Regions from separate parts of the Homo sapiens genome. Here region 1 is linked to region 2. Evidence: chromatin contacts called from ENCODE Hi-C or POLR2A ChIA-PET data. All regions are on one chromosome and are shown on one strand. Each heading gives the region's core, a stretch centred on a gene start or an enhancer-like site at or near the end of the contact. The rest is flanking DNA. Distances are from core to core; before and after follow the strand shown. Region 1 overlaps RAC2 (Rac family small GTPase 2). Region 2 has its middle 29 kb from the start of ELFN2.

What was found. A loop is a pair of places that touch in the nucleus more often than their neighbours do. ChIA-PET counts read pairs that join two places held with the same protein, here RNA polymerase II (POLR2A). Pooled maps may share reads with other maps.
Region 1: a loop to region 2 is called in a pooled map, with 4 times the contacts of the local background. The contact joins two enhancer-like sites. A Hi-C loop is called at or near these places in 7 of 50 pooled maps. POLR2A ChIA-PET finds 5 or more read pairs at or near these places in 4 of 52 experiments (AG04450, GM12878, activated CD4-positive, alpha-beta T cell and 1 more).

The regions. Positions count from the first base shown.
Region 1 is chr22:37,227,147-37,232,100 of GRCh38, forward strand. It overlaps RAC2 (Rac family small GTPase 2), which reads right to left. Exons shown (of 7, transcript NM_002872.5): 4 at 4,786-4,848; 5 at 4,085-4,244. Among named protein-coding and RNA genes, the nearest start is that of RAC2, 15 kb to the right of the region's middle. RefSeq lists enhancers at 3,388-3,447, 3,978-4,117. Within about 2 kb of position 3,650, at least 21 of the 41 ENCODE cell types and tissues checked have a DNase peak (open chromatin) inside an H3K27ac peak, as active enhancers do.
Region 2 is chr22:37,454,148-37,459,177 of GRCh38, forward strand. No RefSeq gene overlaps it. Among named protein-coding and RNA genes, the nearest start is that of ELFN2, 29 kb to the left of the region's middle. Within about 2 kb of position 1,369, at least 8 of the 41 ENCODE cell types and tissues checked have a DNase peak (open chromatin) inside an H3K27ac peak, as active enhancers do.

The DNA.
Region 1 (4,954 bases), core at 2,400-4,899, 220 kb before region 2:
CCCCTCCCACGCCATACACCCTCCCACGCCATACACCCCTCCCACGCCATACACCCTCCCTCCCACGCCATACACCCCTCCCACGCCATACACTCCTCCCACGCCATACACCCCTCCCACGCCATACACCCTCCCATGCCATACACCCCTCCCACGCCTCCCACGCCATACACCCCTCCCACGCCATACACCCCTCCCACGCCATATACCCCTCCCACGCCATACACCCTCCCACGCCATACACCCCTCCCACGCCATACACCCCTCCCACACCATACACTCCTCCCATGCCTCCCATGCCATACAAGCCCTCCCACGCCATACACCCCCTCCCACGCCATACATCCCTCCCACGCCTCCCATGCCATACACCCCTCCCACGCCATACACCCCCTCCCACGCCATACACCCCTTCCCATGCCTCCCACGCCATATACCCCTCCCACGCCTCCCACACCATACACCCCTCCCACGCCATACACCCCTCCTATGCCATACAACCCCTCCCACCCCATACACCCCCTCCCACGCCATACACCCCTCCATGCCGTACACCCCCTCCCAAGCCATACAACTGAACACCAGGCTCTGGGGGCCGCCATCCAGTCCCAGTGGGGTCACCTGGAGGCTGTGTCACCAGGAGCAAGGAGTTTAACGTCACCGTGCCTCAGTTTCCTCATGTCTGTAATAGCGAGCGTGAACTCAGTGAGAGACTAAGGCCTCCAGGGCAGGTCTGTGTCTTTCTTGGACACATAGCCCTTAGTCCGTGGAAGGAGGGCGGGAATTTTGATGCTTTTCTGTGAAGGAAAGGGCTCAAGCATCAGTGACCAAATCTCTGGGAGCCTCACCTTCTAGAAAATTGTCTTGCCCATCCCTCCAGGATTCTCCCAGGGTTGCAAATAATCCCCAGGAGGCCTGAAGCCCTCAGGGCCCCCTCCCCAGGAACTTCCCAACATCATCAGCCCCTTCCTTAGCACCGTCCCTGTCTTACAGACAAGGAAACTGAGGCTCCTGGAGAGTATGCGACTCATCCAAACTCACACGCTGGATGTATTCCCTCAACCTGGGCCCAGCTGGGGGCCTTCTGGGAGGAGTGGCATTGGAGAGCTCCTCTGTCCTGCCATGGGAGGCCCAGCCTTCTCCCACATGAAGACCCCTCAGGGCTAGAGCCCGGGGCACAGATGAGGAGAAAGGCAGGCCTAGTTCCCACCCCCAGGGACGGCGTTCCATGACATTCTGCAAAGAGTCCGTGTGACTTCCCATGTCCATTTCAAGCTGCACAGTTTCCCTGAAGTGAAAAACCACAAAACCCCTTCTGCCGAGATGCTATGCAGGCCTGGGGGCCGATGTCAGAACCAAGAGGAAGGAGAAGGGAGGGGAGGGGAACTCTGGGCCCTCCGCCAAAGCCCGCTTGCTTCTCTGTGGCAGGATGGAAGGGGATGGACGCTGGTCACCACCTACCCTGTGCCAGGCACTGAGCTGGGTGCTTCCAACAACACCGGGGTGAGTTCCCATTTCACAGACCAGGAAACAGGCCCAGAGTGGGGAAGCCAAGGCCCGAAGGCACAGAGCTGGGGGGAGAAGTCGGGATGGCAGGAGGGGCAGCCCCTGGAACAGGGGAGCCCACTGAGGCCAGGTGCTGGGGAGAAAGGAAGGGTGGGGCAGGGACGAGGAGCCTGAGGCTCAGAGAGGATGTCACTCGCTCTGAGTCACATGCTGGGCGTCTCCCCTCTACCTGGAGGCATATACGCCCACCAGGGATCATGGGCAGTGGTTGTCATGGGGCTTGGCTGGCAAGAGCAGGGTGCCCTGAGCTCAGCCCGGAGTCTGGTCACCACAGCCCCCTGTGTTGAGGAGGTGTCACTGGGCACTTGGCCACTGTCTCCTTATAAGGGACCACATCTGCGTCCACTTCCCCCACATCCACCAACTGCCTTTTCCCTGGCACCCAGCCACCCACTCACCCAGGACAAGGGTCCTGAGCTGGGGGGCCAGGGCTCACTTTGGCTCGGCCTCTCACTGCTCTAGGACTTTAGTCAGTTCCCCCTCTCCGGGCCTCAGTCTCCCATCTGTCTAGGACTCATTGCCATGCGATGGCTCATCAAGCTGAGGCAGGGGGCAGGGGAGCTACAGAGAGGGCAAGGAGGGTGAGGGGGCGGTGGGGGCAGTGGAGGTGCAGGGAGGACAGATGGCCCTCAGCTTTGTGGCTTAGGGAGCCAGTCCACCCCTGTCAGAATCCTGGCTGGGTGGCCTTAAGCCAGCAACATGTCCCCCCGAGCCTGTTTCCTCTCTGTAAAGTGAAGGTGACAAGAGCTCTTCGTCATAGCTGCTGTGAGAATGAAGTGGCTCCCAGGAAGTGCTCAGTCCACATCAGCTGTGATTATCAGCTGGGCTCAGGGCTGCCCCCAAAACTTGTCATCCCAGGGCTGGGGAGTCCAGGTGGGCAGAGGCAGTTGCTGCTTCCCTCACTATCCCTGCCAGTCCCCCCAGGACTCCCCCTAGGCCTAAGCTGGTCTGAGGCACAGTTAAAATCACTGCCCCTGCCCCAGCTCCATGCAGGGTCAGCCAGGAAAGACTGGCTAGAGGCCAAGGCAAGAACTCTGAGTCACCACCTTATGGAGGAGAGAGGGCCTTTGGGGATTGTCCAGGTCAGCTTATGTGGAGAGGGAGACTGAGGCCCAGAGAGGGGCAGCCACTAACCCAAGGTCACACAGCCAATCAGTATCAGAGCCAGGACCAGAATCCAGGCCTCCAGCACCCTCCACATGATCCCAAAGCATGTGCTTTACAAGGGAGAGGTCAGTGACAGCCAGGCCACAGGCTGGAGAGCTGCACCCTGAATAGAAGGAGTCCAGGGGCAGGGGTTGGAGGGGTGCTGGTTGGTCAGAAAGAGAAGGCAGGGATGAATCCTTGATATTTAAAAGGAAAGACTTGCAGGCTGGGGAGCTGTGGCCCTAGGACAGGGGAAGGGAGCCAGGGTGTGAGCCATAGTCTGAGGCCCCCGGGGAAGATGGCTGTGTCACCACGCTAGTCACAGAAGGAGGGAGGTGGTGGCTGCGGTTTCTCTTCCTGTGAAGAGATGTGAGTCCCCAGGGCCCTCCCAGTTCCGGCAGGGGGAGGTGGGGCGGGGCTGGGGCGGTGGGGCGGGAGGAGGTCTAGTGGATTCAATTTGGGGGCCAAACCCTGGGCCTGCAGAGTCCTGTGGTGAGGCAGAGGGCACAGCTCATATGACCAAACCCAGCTGGTGGTTTTGGGCTTTTGGGCAAGGATCCCTGAGCTACAGACACATTGGGACCTACCAGGGACAGGGACAGGAACAGCCAGCAGGCCTGGGTACCATGCATGAAGCCAGACCCATGGTCATCGCCTCCCTGATGCAGGCAGCCCTGAGCCACTACAAAGAAGCACCCCCCAGCAGTGAGCCAATAATTTGCTGTCCTTCCTTCAAATCTGGCTGGGCCACCTACTAGCTGGGTGACCTTGAGAAGTTACTATATTTCTCCAGCCCAGTGATTTGGAGGCAAAGAGGGGTCGAGCTGAGAAACCAAAGGGAGTGGGGAAAGGGAGGAGAGAAGGTGGTGGAAGGAAATGTGTCACCCTTTAGATCTAATGCAGCGCCACCTCCTCCAGGAAGCCTTCCCAGAACACCCAAGTTTGACTTGCCACTTGTCCTCCAAGCAACCACAGCACCCCCACTCAATCTCTGCTTCTGTCTGCTCAAAGCACACCTCCTTATTTTCAGTATCTATTAATAGATACTACTCATACTACTAGGACGACTACTACTAACACAGAGTGCTTCTCACACACAGGTGCTGCCCTGGCAGCTCCACCTGGAATAAGTTACTGAATTCCCCCAACCACCCCAGGAGGCAGGAGCTATCACTATCCCATGCTTTTCTGATAAGGAAACACAGGCAGAGAGAGGCTACGTGACTCGCCCAAGGTCACACAGCAAGTGCACAGCACAGCTGAGTTCAAACTGCACAGCCTGGCCCTGCAGCCCGTGTTTACAATCACACCACGAGGCCAAGTCAGGGCCTCCCCTGCAGCCAGATCGCCCCTCTGAGCCCGAGGCCCATACCAATCTCCTTGGCCAGTGCCAGGCCCTGCGGGTAGGTGATGGGAGCCAGCTTCTTCTCCTTCAGTTTCTCGATGGTGTCCTTGTCGTCCCGCAGGTCCAGCTTGGTGCCCACCAGGATGATGGGTGTGCTGGGGCAGTGGTGCCGCACTTCTGGGAACCACTGGGCAGGTGGGTGGGGGGACACAAGGTTGTATGGGTCAAGAGGGGGCGCGAGGCTGTGCGGGGATCAGAGGGAGTGTGAGGGTGTAGGGAGAGGAGAGGCAGCAAGTTGCCAGAAGATCAGAGGTGGGCACGACGGTGAGGAGAGAGAGACGTGAGGTGGCACAGGGAGGGGAGGCCACGACGTTGTGCAGGAAGGAGGGGGCGCATGATTGTAGGAAAGGAGGAGGCGAGGTTTTGTGCAGACATAAGAAGCAAACATGAGGTTATGTGACAATCGGAGGCGGACATGAGGTTGTGTGGGGAGGAGGAGAATGCAGCCATGGAAAGTGGGGGTATAGCTAACTATCGCAGCACCCCCCACCCCAGGTCCTCTGAATCTTACCCCCTCAAGTCCCTCTGCCAGCCCTGGTTGGCACTGGGGACCCTCTCTGTATGCGACCTCTGCTGCCCCAGGGACCAGCCTAGAGTCACCAGTTCCTCCCTCTGTCCCTCAGGGTTACCTGCCCCAGAGCCCCCAAGGCCCACCCTGTCCAGCTCACCTTGGCGCGGACGTTCTCATAAGAGGCTGGGCTGACGAGGGAGAAGCAGATGAGGAAGACGTCCTGGGGACAGAGCAAGCGAGGTTGCTAGTGAGGAGGGCCCAGAGGTGTCCCACCATGGCAGCCACCGAGAGGTGGAGCTTGGGGCTCCCTGAGGGTGGAACACCCC
Region 2 (5,030 bases), core at 119-2,618:
GGGGTGGGTTTCCAGTGCTCGCCTGTGGGACTCCTTCCCCCTCACCTATCTGGCTGTTTGAGCTGAAACAGTCACAGCACTTGGAAAAATAGACAGGTTGTACCTTGCGGTGCACAGGAGTCTACTGCGTGCTGTGGCAGAGACTGTGGGGGGCCCCTACCATATCCTGTCTCCCACCTGCCTTAGCAACAAACACTTGGATGGCAATGTGCCTGGCCAAAAGGTTCCGTTTCTCAGCCTCCCTTGCAGCTAGGAGTGGCCACTGAGGGCCAAGTGTAAGCTGTCAGGTGGGACAGAAGGGAACATTGGGGCCAGTGTGTGCCCAGTCCCTGCTGAAAGTTAGACGTGATGATGGAGGCCCAGCAGCCATCTTGGATCATGAGGTGACCTTGAGGATGGAAGCTGGCTGCTAAGGCGGGTGGGACTGAAAGAGAGGAGCCTGGGTCCCTGAAGACACCATTGGGGCCCCCACCAACCCAGGACGCCTACCCCCGACGTGTTAGGTGAGAGAGTGAGAAGTCTGGATATGGTTTAAACCACTATTATCAATATTTCCAGCCTCTGTTCTCAGCAAAGGGAAATAAGCCCTGACTGATACCCAAACCCCGTGAGGTAGATACCACTGTACAACCCCTGCCCCTTGCACCCCCGTTTTACAGATGCACCCCCAGCCTCCCTTCCTCCCTCTGTGATGTCCGTGATGCCCAAAAGACCAGCATTCCATTCCCAGCCCCCTGACGCTGTGAGTCAGCCTCTGCCAGACCTGGAGTGGGCCCCACGGCTGCAATGTCAACAGTGCTCCATGCAGATGGCTGCGGCTCGAGCTGGTGACACGAGCGCTGTTGAGAAAGCAAAGTGCTGTCATGGACAGCGTGCCCTGCTGTAGAGATCAAGGGGAAGCCGGAGAATATTTACAAACCACAGAGAACAGACACACGAAGTGAATACCAGTTGGGTATAGTAAAAGCCTCTTTTAAACCTGTCCTACTCTTTCTTTGCCATGTGAAATCAAGTCGCTGGCAAGAAGCTCTCCGGTAAGACTAAGGTTTGCGGCTCTGCTGCAGGAAACACCATGAATTCCACACTGTGACCACGTGCGGGGCTGCCCTGCAATGCAGGGCACAGTGGCTGGGTACTTGGCAAGGACCCTAGACTGCCTGGGCTCACATCCCTGCTCCGTGAACTGGTTAATCTCAGGGCAAATTACTTCACTTCTTTGTGCCTTAGTTTCTTCATCTGTGAAATGGGCAACAGAGGGCGGCTGATCTGGGAAGAGCTTACAGCGGTGCCTGCTACACAGGAGGGGCTATTAAGGATCAGCACCATTCTCAGGTTCACGGTGAGAACCTAATTTCCTTATTGTCTGTTTGTTATAGGAAACTGAATTTACTCACCAGCATTGGAACATTCCATCTGCTGAGTCACACTCACTTCTCTTATCATCATTAACCCTGCGTAGGGGCTCCTGGCGCCAGAAGGAGCAACCCAAAGCTCTTCGTCTTGGTGAGGTTGATGCAAGTAAAAATAAGTGGTGATTATAAGTGATTCACTTGTCAAACGCAAGGTCAAGGGTCCCAATTTGTACATGTCTCTAAGGCAGCATCAAGAAGCTCCCCACATCCCAAACTGTCTCCCCTCTGACACTAGTGGAAATTTCACTATCAGAGCCAGAGAACTCCGAGGAGGAGAAGCAATTTCAGAGCACAGCGTCTTAGAGTAAATGAACATATCGAGGTCAGCTGGGGGGCTGCGAATCATGGCAAGGAAAGGGAGGGAAGGCCAGGGGCAAGTATTTGGACCCTCTCAGGGTGGTTGAGGATTCTGCAGCCACTAAAGGCGCACACACACATACGCGTGCGCGCGCGCGCACACACACACACACACACACACGCTGGTAATCGCTTTACCCCAGCAGTAGGGGCTTAAGCCTCTATCTAGGCTAGCCCCACCCCCGCCCCCTGCTGCATTAGCCACCTCTGTCCCAAGGCAGGATCCCCAGAGGTTCAACAAGGAAACCCTGCAGGGCTGGAAGCCGAATGCAATAGAGAGTTAGCAGCCACCAGTGGTCACACCCAACTCACACACATACACACTCACTCATGCACTCATACACACAGACAACACACTAGACTCAGACACCCACCGAGCTGTCTTCCCAAAGTCATGACAAATCCAGAGAGAGGTCCACAGAATTGTCCTATCCCAGAGAAAGCCACAGAAACACAAGTAGCTGGCACTGAGATACTCACACTCTGCCCCTGGGATCTCTCTGCCTGGGTGCCCCCGTTCCTGCCCCTGAACGGACAGACATTCTGCCCGGGGGGAGCCAACCCCAGTCAGGGTTTCCTCTCCCCACCTCTCCTTTCCCAGGTACGCAGGCCCCCAGTACGTTTTCGCCTTCTGTACCTCCTCCATTCGTGCCCCTCCTCGCCCGGGGACTGTGAGTACCCAAGAACAAGGACAGTCTGCCATTTTCCTGTGACCTCCCCAGCCCCCATGGCAGGAGCCGCAAACCCCCGCGACCCTTCTCGTAGGGTTCACGCCTCATCCCAGCTCCTCGGAGAAGCTGGCGGCTCTTCTCATTTTCCAGTGAGTGCGTGAAAATACAGATTAAACCAATTAGGGAAAAGTCATCAGAGGGCAAGGCGAGAGCCACCACTGCACCTAATCGTCAGCTCCAGCAATGCACAATGAGACAGACTCACAGATTACAAATGCACACAAATTCCGAAGTAGGAAGGGGGTGGCAGGATGGGGGCAGGCGAGCTCCATTTTAGATTCCCTTGTTTTTGTTTAGATGGCTTTCCTCTGTTGGCAACACACTTCCACCTTCATGCTCCCAGGAAAAGCAGGTAGGGTGGGAATGATTGCAGGAGGGGAACATGAGGCCCAAGGGACTGGTAAAGGACAGTTGCAGAAGGCCCGGGCCACCCAGACTGGTCTTCTCCTGGCTGGGCTGGAGGTGGGGATATGAGGGCCAGTCCCCAGGAGAGCCCCATTGGCCTGAAGGTCTGCTCTCTGTCCCACTCCTCTCCCTACAAAGAACCAGCATGTGCCTGAGAGGCAACCTTGCCCCTCACCAAATGGCAGGATTATTTAACTGATGGCTGCTGTCCCCCAGATGGTCATGTTTGTTAAATCTGGTAAGGAGACGTGCTGTGTGCTTTTCTTCCCCCTGGCTGGGGAGGATTTTCTTAGAATCTGAGTGCAAGGGGCCCACTTTCGTGCCCTTTTATCCCATAGGGCCCCTCCCAAGCCTAGCCTGGTCCCCTCAGTGGCACCCCAGTCATCTTAACCTTCCAGCCAGGCCTGCCTTGCCCTGGGCCAGGTGAGAAGCCAGTGGTGATGCATGAGTGCCCCCTGCTGGTGATGTTCTGCACTGTCCACTGGGACTCCTACCCCGGATCCAGCCAGGTAGCAGCATTCCCCACACACACCTCCAGGACTGCCTGGCTGGGTGAAGGAAAGGGTGGGCACCTGTGGGAGGAGCACAGAGCCCTAAGAATGTGCTTCATAAAGGCCCAAAGAAGCTGGGAACAGCTCCATTCCTGTTCCAGCAGCAGGGGGTGTGACTGTGGGTGGCAGGTAGACACTGAGCATTTTCCAGCAGGGGGCAAGGGAGGGTGCCTGTCATTGCGTATGGACTGTCAGAGAGACTTAGCATATGTGGGAGGGAGGAAGAAAGGAATGAGTGAATGAAGGAATGAATGAACTCATTATTTCCTAAAAGGTCATGTGAATAACACTAGTAAACTATCAGGGTAATTTTTAGATAATAGCGATGAACTTCTTTAAGAGTTATGTATCTAGTTTGATTGTATCTGATCCATCAGATTCATTAATATTTAAAACGAATGTCTTTAGATACAAAAGGGTCCATGTAAAGAAAGACATTAGGTAAATAACATGTATGTACTCTCAGCTCCTAGCGTGGGTATTCAATAAATGCTAGTAATGAATGAAGAATAAACAAATGCATGTACAGCTGACAAGGCAGATCATGGATGATCATTATAGGGCAGTAGGTCCCACACTTAGCTGTACCTTGCCATCACCTGGGGAGCTTTAAAGATTATCTCTGGGTGACTCTGTGTCTCTGAATCTCAGGGGGCTGGGGAGGAAGATGGTGCACCCTGGACAACCCTCAGAGGAGGAGAAAATCACCGGCTCCCAATTTGGGCAGCGAATCAGAAGCAGCATGGATTCACTGCCTTTTGAAATAGTGAAACTACCGTCATTGGAGAAAGGCGAACTGTGGTTAGGCGACCTGGGATTCCTCCGCTGGGAGAGAGGTTGAACTAGGTGAACTTGAAGGTTTCATGCAAGGAAAGAGAAGTTAGCTGATATTTATGTAGACCAGCTTCTAGATTGACACTAAGTACAAAGCTAATGTGTATTTACTATGGCTTTAATCTATACTGATTAAGAATGTCTCATTTATTCACCTGCACCTCATGTTTTACTTGGCATGTATCTTTATTATAGTTAATATAAATATCACATTAGCTGCTTACAGAACATATAGAATTTGCTGTCCTGAGTTTATTTACAAGTTAGTACCTCATTTATGAGACTTTTTACCCCTTGAGAACATCCGCCTTCTTCTTGAAAACTGTGACTGGTTCATTATAAACATATATTCGTATAATGGAGTTAATGGGGTTATCATCTGTTTATCTCTTTTAATTAGGCCCTGATTTGCCCAAACAATTTCAGTTACTTTCTTGATTACAGTTGGAGGAGCATGTGGTTTGGTGTGGGCTTGGTAAAGAGCTGCTGTCTGCTTCTCTAAATCCACGTATAGTATCATATGTTCAGGCTGAGTTAATATTTGATATGTGAGTTGTTCCCTTATCTTGTTAGATACTCTTGATAAAAGAATTCCCACTCATGAATTTTCATGGATATACCTCTGGAAAGGAATTGAGAAAAATAAATGTTGTGCTATTTGGAAAGGTTGGGAGACACGTTGCAATCGAGTCTGAGTTTTGATATCAGCTTAATGGTATTCGAATAGTAGCTTTTTTTTT